Linked DNA regions of Homo sapiens: all the other regions are linked to region 3. Evidence: read pairs that join two places in POLR2A ChIA-PET (ENCODE). Cell type or tissue: K562. All regions are shown on one strand. Region 1 overlaps DDX19B (DEAD-box helicase 19B). Region 2 overlaps VAC14 (VAC14 component of PIKFYVE complex). Region 3 overlaps AARS1 (alanyl-tRNA synthetase 1).

Region 1 (2,500 bases), 48 kb before region 3:
TGTCCCCAGATAACATGCTAACTCCCTTCTCTCCTTCAAGTCTTTGCCCAGATATCTACTTCAGGAGATCCTACCTTAACCACTTGATTTAAAAGTGTAATCTACCTTGAAATGCCTAAAAAAAACAAGATGTAGGTTTTGGTAGCAGGGTAGGGGGTAAGAGTGGCAAGAACCAAGTCTTGCCTTGAAGGTGGCAAGAAGCAGCTCAAGAAGCAGGCAAGGCCAGGCGCGGTGGCTCATGCCTGCAATCCCAGAACTTTGGGAGGCCGAGGTGGGTGGATCATTCGAGGTCAGGAATTTGAGACCAGCCTGGCCAACATGGTAAAACCCTGACTCTACTAAAAATACAAAAATTAGCCAGGCATGGTGGTGGGCGCCTGTAGTCCCAGCTCCTTGGGAGGCTGAGGCAGGAGAATCGCTTGAACCCACGAGGCAGAGGTTGCAGTGAGCCGAGATCGCGCCACTGTACTCCAGCCTGGGTGATAGAGCGAGACTCAGTGTCAAAAAAAAAAAAAGAAAAAAGAAAAAAAGCAGGCAAGGTCAGGTGCAGTGGCTCATGCCTGCAATCTCAGCACTTCGGGAGGTTGAGGTGGGTGATTTCTTGAGCCTAGGAGTTTGAGACCAGCCTGGGCAAAATACCGAAACCCTTTCTCTACAAAAGATACAAACATTAGCTGGACATGGTGGTACATACCTGAAGTCCCAGCTACCTGGGAGGCTGACATGTGAGGATCTCTTGAGCCCAGGAGGTGGAGGGTGGAGGTTGCAGGCTGCAGTGAGCTGAGACTGCACCACTGTACTCCAGCCCTGGTGACAGAGCAAGACCCTGTCTCAAAAAAACAAAAAACAAAAAACGGAGCAGCCGCAGCAGGCCAAAGATATGGACGAGGAAAATGAGGTCTTCCGGCAGGGGAAAAAACAAACAAACAAACAGAAGAAACATGAACTAAAAGTGAAACCATGGGGAGGGCCCCCGGCCACAGGTGGAATTTTAAAATCTGGCAAAAGTAAGCTGTTCCTTATGGGGACTTTTTTTTTTTTTTTTTTTTTTTGCAACGGAGTTTCACTGTTGTCACCGAGCTGGAGTGCAAAGGCGCGATCTGAGCTCACTGCAGCCTCTGCCTCCCAGGTTCAAGCAATTCTTCTGCCCCAGCCTCCAGAGTAGCTGGGATTACAGATGCCTGCCACCACGTCTGGCTAATTTTTGTATTTTTAGTAGAGATGGGGTTTCACCATGTTGGCCAGGCTGGTGAACTGCTGACCTCAGGTGATCCACTTGCCTTGGGCCTCCCAAAGTGTTGGGATTACAGTCGTGAGCCACCACGCCCGGCCTTTTTTTTTTTTTTTTTTTTTTTGAGACAAGGTCTCACTTTGTCGCCCAGACTGGAGTGCAGTGGCACAATCTCAGTTCACTGCAACCGCCACTATGCGGATTCCAAGCAATTCCGGAGCCTCAGCCTCCTGAGTAGCTGGGACTGGTATGCACCACCATGCATGGCTATTTTTGTGTTTTTTTTGTAGAGATGGGTTTCGCCATGTTGGCCAGGCTGGTCTTGAACTCCTGACCTCAAGTGATCCGCCCACTTCAGCATTCCAGAGTCCTGGGATTACAGTTGTAAGCCACTGCGCCCAGCCGCCACACCGGTAACTCTTGATTCTATTTCTGTTTAAACATCTAGATTCCCTGTCAAAACATCTGTTGCCCCTTGTAGTTAGAATAAAGTGTTGTATATTTAATTTCTTTTTTAATTTTGCCCTTTAATACAGATGAGGTCTTACTGTGCTGCCCAGGCTGGTCTCAAACTCCTGGGCTCAAGCCATCTGCCTGCCTTGGCCTCCCAAATTGCTGGGATAACAGGCATGAGCCACTATGCCTGGCCAAAATTTATTATTAATTTTTTTTTTTTTTGAGACGGAATCTCACTCTGTCGCCCAGGCTGGAGTCCAATGGCGCGATCTCAGCTCACTGCAACCTCCGTCTCCCAGGTTCAAGCGATTCTTTTGCCTCAGCCTCCCGAGTAGCTGGGATTACAGGCACGTGCCACCATGCCCAGCTAATTTTTTGTATTTTTAGTAGAGATGGGGTTTCACCATGTTGGCCAGCCTGGTCTCGAACTCCTGACCTCAAATGATCTGCCTGCCTCGGCCTCCCAAAGGGCTGGGATTACAGGCGTGAGCCACCACGCCTGGCCAAAATTTATTTTTATTTGAAGTAAAAAATATATGTCATAAAATTTGCCCTTTTACCCACTTTTAAGTGTACTATTCAGTGGCATTAATGTTTGTAATTTATCACCTGTTATATTTTAATAAAAATGAATTAGCTATATTTCAAACTAGAACATAAGCTCCTTGTGGGCAGGAATTTTGGTCTGCGTTGTTGACTAATGTATCCAAGTGCCTAGCATAGTATCTGTTATATAACAGGCACTCAATAAATATTTGTTAATGATGAAAGGTAGTAGATAATTCTAGTAATAATGCTGGTCTCTTCTAATAC
Region 2 (2,500 bases), 460 kb before region 3:
TGTGCTTCAAAAAAATTTTTTTAATAAAAAGAGGCTGGGCACAGTGGCTAATACCTATAATCCCAACACTTTGGGAGGCCAAGGCAGAAGGGTCCCTTGGGCCCAGGAGTTTGAGACTAGCCTGGGCAACATAGGGAGACCCCATCTCAAAGAAAAAATTTAGCTGGGTGTGATGGCACAAGCCTGTAGTCCTAGCTACTTGAGAGGCTGAGGCGGGAGGATTGCTCGAGCCCAGGAGTTTGAGGCTGCAGTGAACTGTAATCACTTCAGTGCACTACAGCCTGGGCAACAGAGCAAGACACTGTTTATTAGGCTGTTCTTGCATTACTATAAAAAAATACATGGCTGGGCGCAGTGGCTCACACTTGTAATCCCAGCACTTTGGGAGGCCAAGGCAGGCAGATCACGAGATCAGGAGATTGAGACCATCCTGGCTAACATGGTGAAACCCCACCTCTACTAAAAATAGAAAAAATTAGTCAGGTCTGGTGGCACACGCCTGTAGTCCCAGCTACTTGGGAGGCTGATGCAGGAGAATTGCTTGAACCCGGGCGGAGGTTGCAGTGAGCCAAGACCGTGCCATTGTACTCAAGCCTGGGAGACAAAGCAAGACTCTGTCTCAAAAACAAAAACAAAAACAAAAAGACCTGATTGAGAGTAGGTAATTTATAAAGAGATTTAATTGGCTTACAGTTCTGCAGGCTTTATAGAAAGCATGGTGTTAGCATCTGCTTGGTTCCTGAGGCGGCCTCAGGAAGTTTACAATCATAGTGGAAGGCAAAGGGGCAGCAGGCAGAGGAGGCCAAAGCAGGAGCAAGAGAGTAAGAGGAAGGTGCCCCACGCTTTTAAACAGCCAGATCTCAGCAGAACTTGCTGTCTCAAAGTAACACTAAGGGGATGGTGCTAACCCATTCATGAGAAATCCACCCCCATCATCCAGTAACCTCCCACCAGGCCCCACTTCCAACACTAGCAATTAAATTTCAACATGAGATTTGGGTGGGGACAAATAATCAAACTATAGTATCACCCTGTCTCAAAAAAAAAAAATCAACAGAATGGGAGAAAATACCAGCTGATGAATGGACAAACAAAATATAGAATAGCCGTATTCCATATTTTGGAATATAAAGTGGAATATTATTCAACCCTAAAAATGAGTACAGAACTGATACATACTACAACATAGATGAACCTTGAAAACGTGCTGAGTGAAAAAAGCCACCTACTGCTTAGTTCTATTTATAGGAAACATCCAGAATAGGCAAATCCATAGAGACGGAAGGTAGATGAGTGATCGCTAGGGGCCATGGAAGTGAGAATGGTGAATGACTGCTAATCAGTATGGGGTTCCTTTTGGGAGTTGATAAAAATGTTCTGAAATTAGTGGTGATGGCTGCACAACTTTGTGAATGTCCTGAAAACTACTGAATTGCACACTTTAAAAGGATTAACCTTATGGTATATGGATGATATCTCAATAAAGCTGTTTTCTTTTTAAAGATGTCCTGCCTTGGGCCGGGTGTGGTGGCTCACACCTGTAATCCCAGCACTTTGGGAGGCCAAGGCAGGTGGATCACCTGAGGTCAGGAGTTCGAGACCAGCTTGGCCAACATGGTGAAACCCCACCTCTACTAAAAAAAAAAATTACAAAAATTAACTGGGCGTGGTGGCGCATGCCTGTAATCTCAGCACTCAAGAGGCTGGGACAAGAGGATAGCTTGAATCCAGGAGGCAGAGGTTGCAGTGAGCCAAGATCACACCACTGCACTCCAGCCTGGGCAACAAACCAAGACTCAGTCTTTAAAAAAAAAAAAAAAAATTCCTGCCTCAGGCACAGTGAGTGAGGATCTCTTCCATCCCTTGGTAACTCCTTTCACAGAGCTGTGGAGGTTGGCATATATTAGAAGGGATGTCCAGGGAAGATACCAACGGGCATACAGATACGCTACCCCAGACCATCCAAGTATTCCATCAGCCTTTCCCTTGTCCCCTTGGTGCTGGGTACTTTACCAAGGGGCGTGTGTGCAAGGGAGGTCTGGAAGGGATGGTGGTATCTGTACCTCGGTGTGTTTTCTAGCTGGGACACGCGTCAGAGACATTTGTGCTCCTGGTTAGAAAGTCACCTCAGGCTTTGAAAGTTTTCAGAGTTCTATCCTAAAAGAGCATCTTTGCCTGAGGATGAGGAAGAAAGAACTTTTGATTTCAAAAGTAAAGTTTAAAACACTTTGTAACATTTGTCGGTGTCTGCTGTCCGTAATCGAGTGGCTGTGCGCATCATTCCTTTTCCTCAGGTCAGATTAGGAAAGGAGCTTGGCTTTTGCCTCTTGTGGGTCCATCAGTTTTGTTGACCATTGAGCCACAATGACTTGACTCACTGACACAAGTACCTTACCCATTTATTCTCTTTGACTTCTTGTTTGTCCTTAATGGCCCAAATAGATCTTGAGTGTATTTCGTTTACTGGGATAATGAGTAGAGTTTGTTTTTTTAAAAAAAT
Region 3 (2,500 bases):
CAAGTAGCTGGGATTACAGGCGTGTGCCACCATGCCCAGCTAACTTTTGTATTTTTTTTAGTAGAGACGGGGTTTCATCATGTTGGCCAGGCTGGTCTCGAACTCCTGACCTCAGGTAATCCACCGTGCCCGGCCGCATTCATATGGTTTTTTTTTTTTTTTTTTTTTTTTTGAGATGGAGTCTTGCTCTGTCTCCCAGACTGGAGTGCAGTGGCGTGATCTCAGTTCACTGCAAACTCTGCTTCCTGGGTTCATGCCATTCTCCTTCCTCAGCCTCCTGAGTAGCTGGGACTGCAGATGCCTGCCACCACACCCAGCTAATATATATATATTTTTGTTGTTGTTGTTGTTGGAGTCTCGCTCTGTCACCCAGGCTGGAGTGCAGTGGCGCGATCTCAGCTCACTGCAAGCTCCGCCTCCCAGGTTCACGCCATTCTCCTGCCTCAGCCTCCCGAGTAGCTGGGACTACAGGCGCCCACCACCACGCCCGGCTAATTTTTTGTATTTTTTAGTAGAGACGGGGTTTCACCGTGTTAGCCAGGGTGGTCTCGATCTCCTGACCTCGTGATCCGCCTGCCTCGGCCTCCCAAAGTGCTGGGATTACAGGCGTGAGGAACCATGCCCGGCCAATTGTTTTTTTATATATATATATTTTTTAGTAGAGACTGGGTTTCACCGTGTTAGCCAGGATGATCTCGATCTCCTGACCTCGTGATCTGCCCGCCGTGGCCTCCCAAAGTGCTGGGATTACAGGCATGAGTCACCACGCCTGGCCCATATCTTTAGATCCATTCGTTGCTTCTTAATATGTTCAATAATTCTGTTGTTTATGTTTGTTTGTTTGTTTTTGAGACAGAGTCTCAGTCTGTCACCTAGGCTGGAGTGCACTGGTGCGATCTTGGCTCACTGTAACCTCTGCCTCCCGGGTTAAGGCGATTCTTCTGCCTCAGCCTCCTGAGTAGCTGGGACTACAGGTGCGCGCCACCACACCTGGCTAATTTTTGTATTTTTAGTAGAGATGGGATTTCACCATGTTAGCCAGGCTAGTCTCAAACTCCTGACTTCAGGTGATCCACCCGCTTTGGCCTCCCAAAGTGCTAGGATTACAGATGTGAGCCACTGTGCCCAGCCAATCATTCTGTTGTTGAAAGCCAAAACAAGTCTTTTTTTTTTTACTTTATATAGTTTTAAAAGTTACACGTGTGTTGTAAAAATTCAAACCTTATAGAAATGTAGAAAATAGAAAGTGGAAGTTCCCTCAATCATCATTAATAGTTTAATATCCCATATCTAGTCTTCCTGGCCTTGTTCATAGTTCTGTAACCTTGTGTGTATGTGTGTATCTTTTCCTTCCCCACCCCCACTCCACTCCCCCACCCCCGCCGAGATGGAATCTCGCTCTGTCGCCCAGAGCTGGAGTGCAATGACGCGATCTCAGCTCACTGCAACCTCTGCCTCCTGGGTTCAAGCAATTCTCCTGCCTCAGCCTCCCGAGTACCTGGGATTATAGGCACACACTACCACGCCTGGCTAATTTTTGTATTTTTAGTAGAGATGGGGTTTCATCATGTTGGCCAGGCTGGTCTTGAACTCCTGACCTGGTGATCCACACGCCTCGGCCTCCCAAAGTGCTGGGATTACAGGTGTGAGCCACCGTGCCCAGCCATGTCTGTCTTTTTCAACAGAGTTGTATTCTTCATATGAAACAGTTTGTTTCTTATGGAAATGAAATAGACTAGGAGAAAGGAAATTTTTTTTTCTTTTTTTGAGATGGAGTTTCGCTCTTGTTGCCCAGGCTGGAGTGTGATGGTGCGATCTTGGCTCACCGCAACCTCCGTCTCCCGGATTCAAGCAATTCTCCTGTCTCAGCCTCCCGAGTAGCTGGGATTACAGGCACGTGCCACCACACCCAGCTAATTTTTTTTTTTTTTTTCTTAGTAGAGACGGGTTTCTCCATGTTGGTCAGGCTGGTCTCGAACTCCTGACCTCAGGTGATTCACCCACCTCGGCCTCCCAAAGTGCTGGGATTACAGGCATGAGCCACCACACCAAGCTGGAAAAAGGAATTTTTTTGTTTCGTTTTTTTGAGACAGGGTCTCACTCTCACCCAGGCTGGAGTGCAGTGGCATAATCATAGTTTACTGCCTGAGCTCAGGCGATCGTCCCACCTCAGCCTCCCGAGTAACTAGGACTAGAAGCATTCGCCACCTGCCTGGCTAATTTTTTTTTTTTTTTTTTTTTTTTTGGAGACGGAGTCCCGCTCTGTCGCCCATGCTGGAGTGCAGTGGCGCGATCTTGGCTCACTGCAAGCTCCGCCTCCCGGGTTCATGCCATTCTCCTGCCTCAGCCTCCTGAGTAGCTGGGACTACAGGCGCCCACCACCACGCCCGGCTAATTTTTTGTATTTTTTAGTAGAGACGGGGTTTCACCGTGTCAGCCAGGATGGTCTCGATCTCATGACCTCATGATCGGCCTGCCTTGGCCTCCCAAAGTGCTGGGA

The links. ChIA-PET counts read pairs that join two places held together with the same protein. Peaks named below come from ENCODE experiments on the same cell type or tissue, not always from the same donor. Only the 100,000 strongest peaks of a DNase experiment are listed, where the experiment ranks them.
Region 1: POLR2A ChIA-PET joins it to region 3 with 5 read pairs; 17 of 35 experiments call an interaction of 5 or more read pairs at or near these places.
Region 2: POLR2A ChIA-PET joins it to region 3 with 6 read pairs; 2 of 35 experiments call an interaction of 5 or more read pairs at or near these places.

Annotation. Positions count from the first base shown.
Region 1 is chr16:70,321,444-70,323,943 of GRCh38, reverse strand. All of the region lies in intron 5 of DDX19B (DEAD-box helicase 19B), which reads right to left. The region is part of intron 3 of DDX19A-DT (DDX19A divergent transcript); the gene reads left to right. Among named protein-coding and RNA genes, the nearest start is that of DDX19B, 24 kb to the right of the region's middle. In K562, no CTCF peak of the experiment used is centred here; no DNase peak of the experiment used is centred here.
Region 2 is chr16:70,731,965-70,734,464 of GRCh38, reverse strand. The region is part of intron 13 of VAC14 (VAC14 component of PIKFYVE complex); the gene reads left to right. Among named protein-coding and RNA genes, the nearest start is that of VAC14-AS1, 22 kb to the left of the region's middle. In K562, no CTCF peak of the experiment used is centred here; no DNase peak of the experiment used is centred here.
Region 3 is chr16:70,273,609-70,276,108 of GRCh38, reverse strand. The region is part of intron 4 of AARS1 (alanyl-tRNA synthetase 1); the gene reads left to right. It also overlaps the pseudogene RN7SL279P. Among named protein-coding and RNA genes, the nearest start is that of AARS1, 15 kb to the left of the region's middle. In K562, no CTCF peak of the experiment used is centred here; a DNase peak (open chromatin) is centred at 1,342.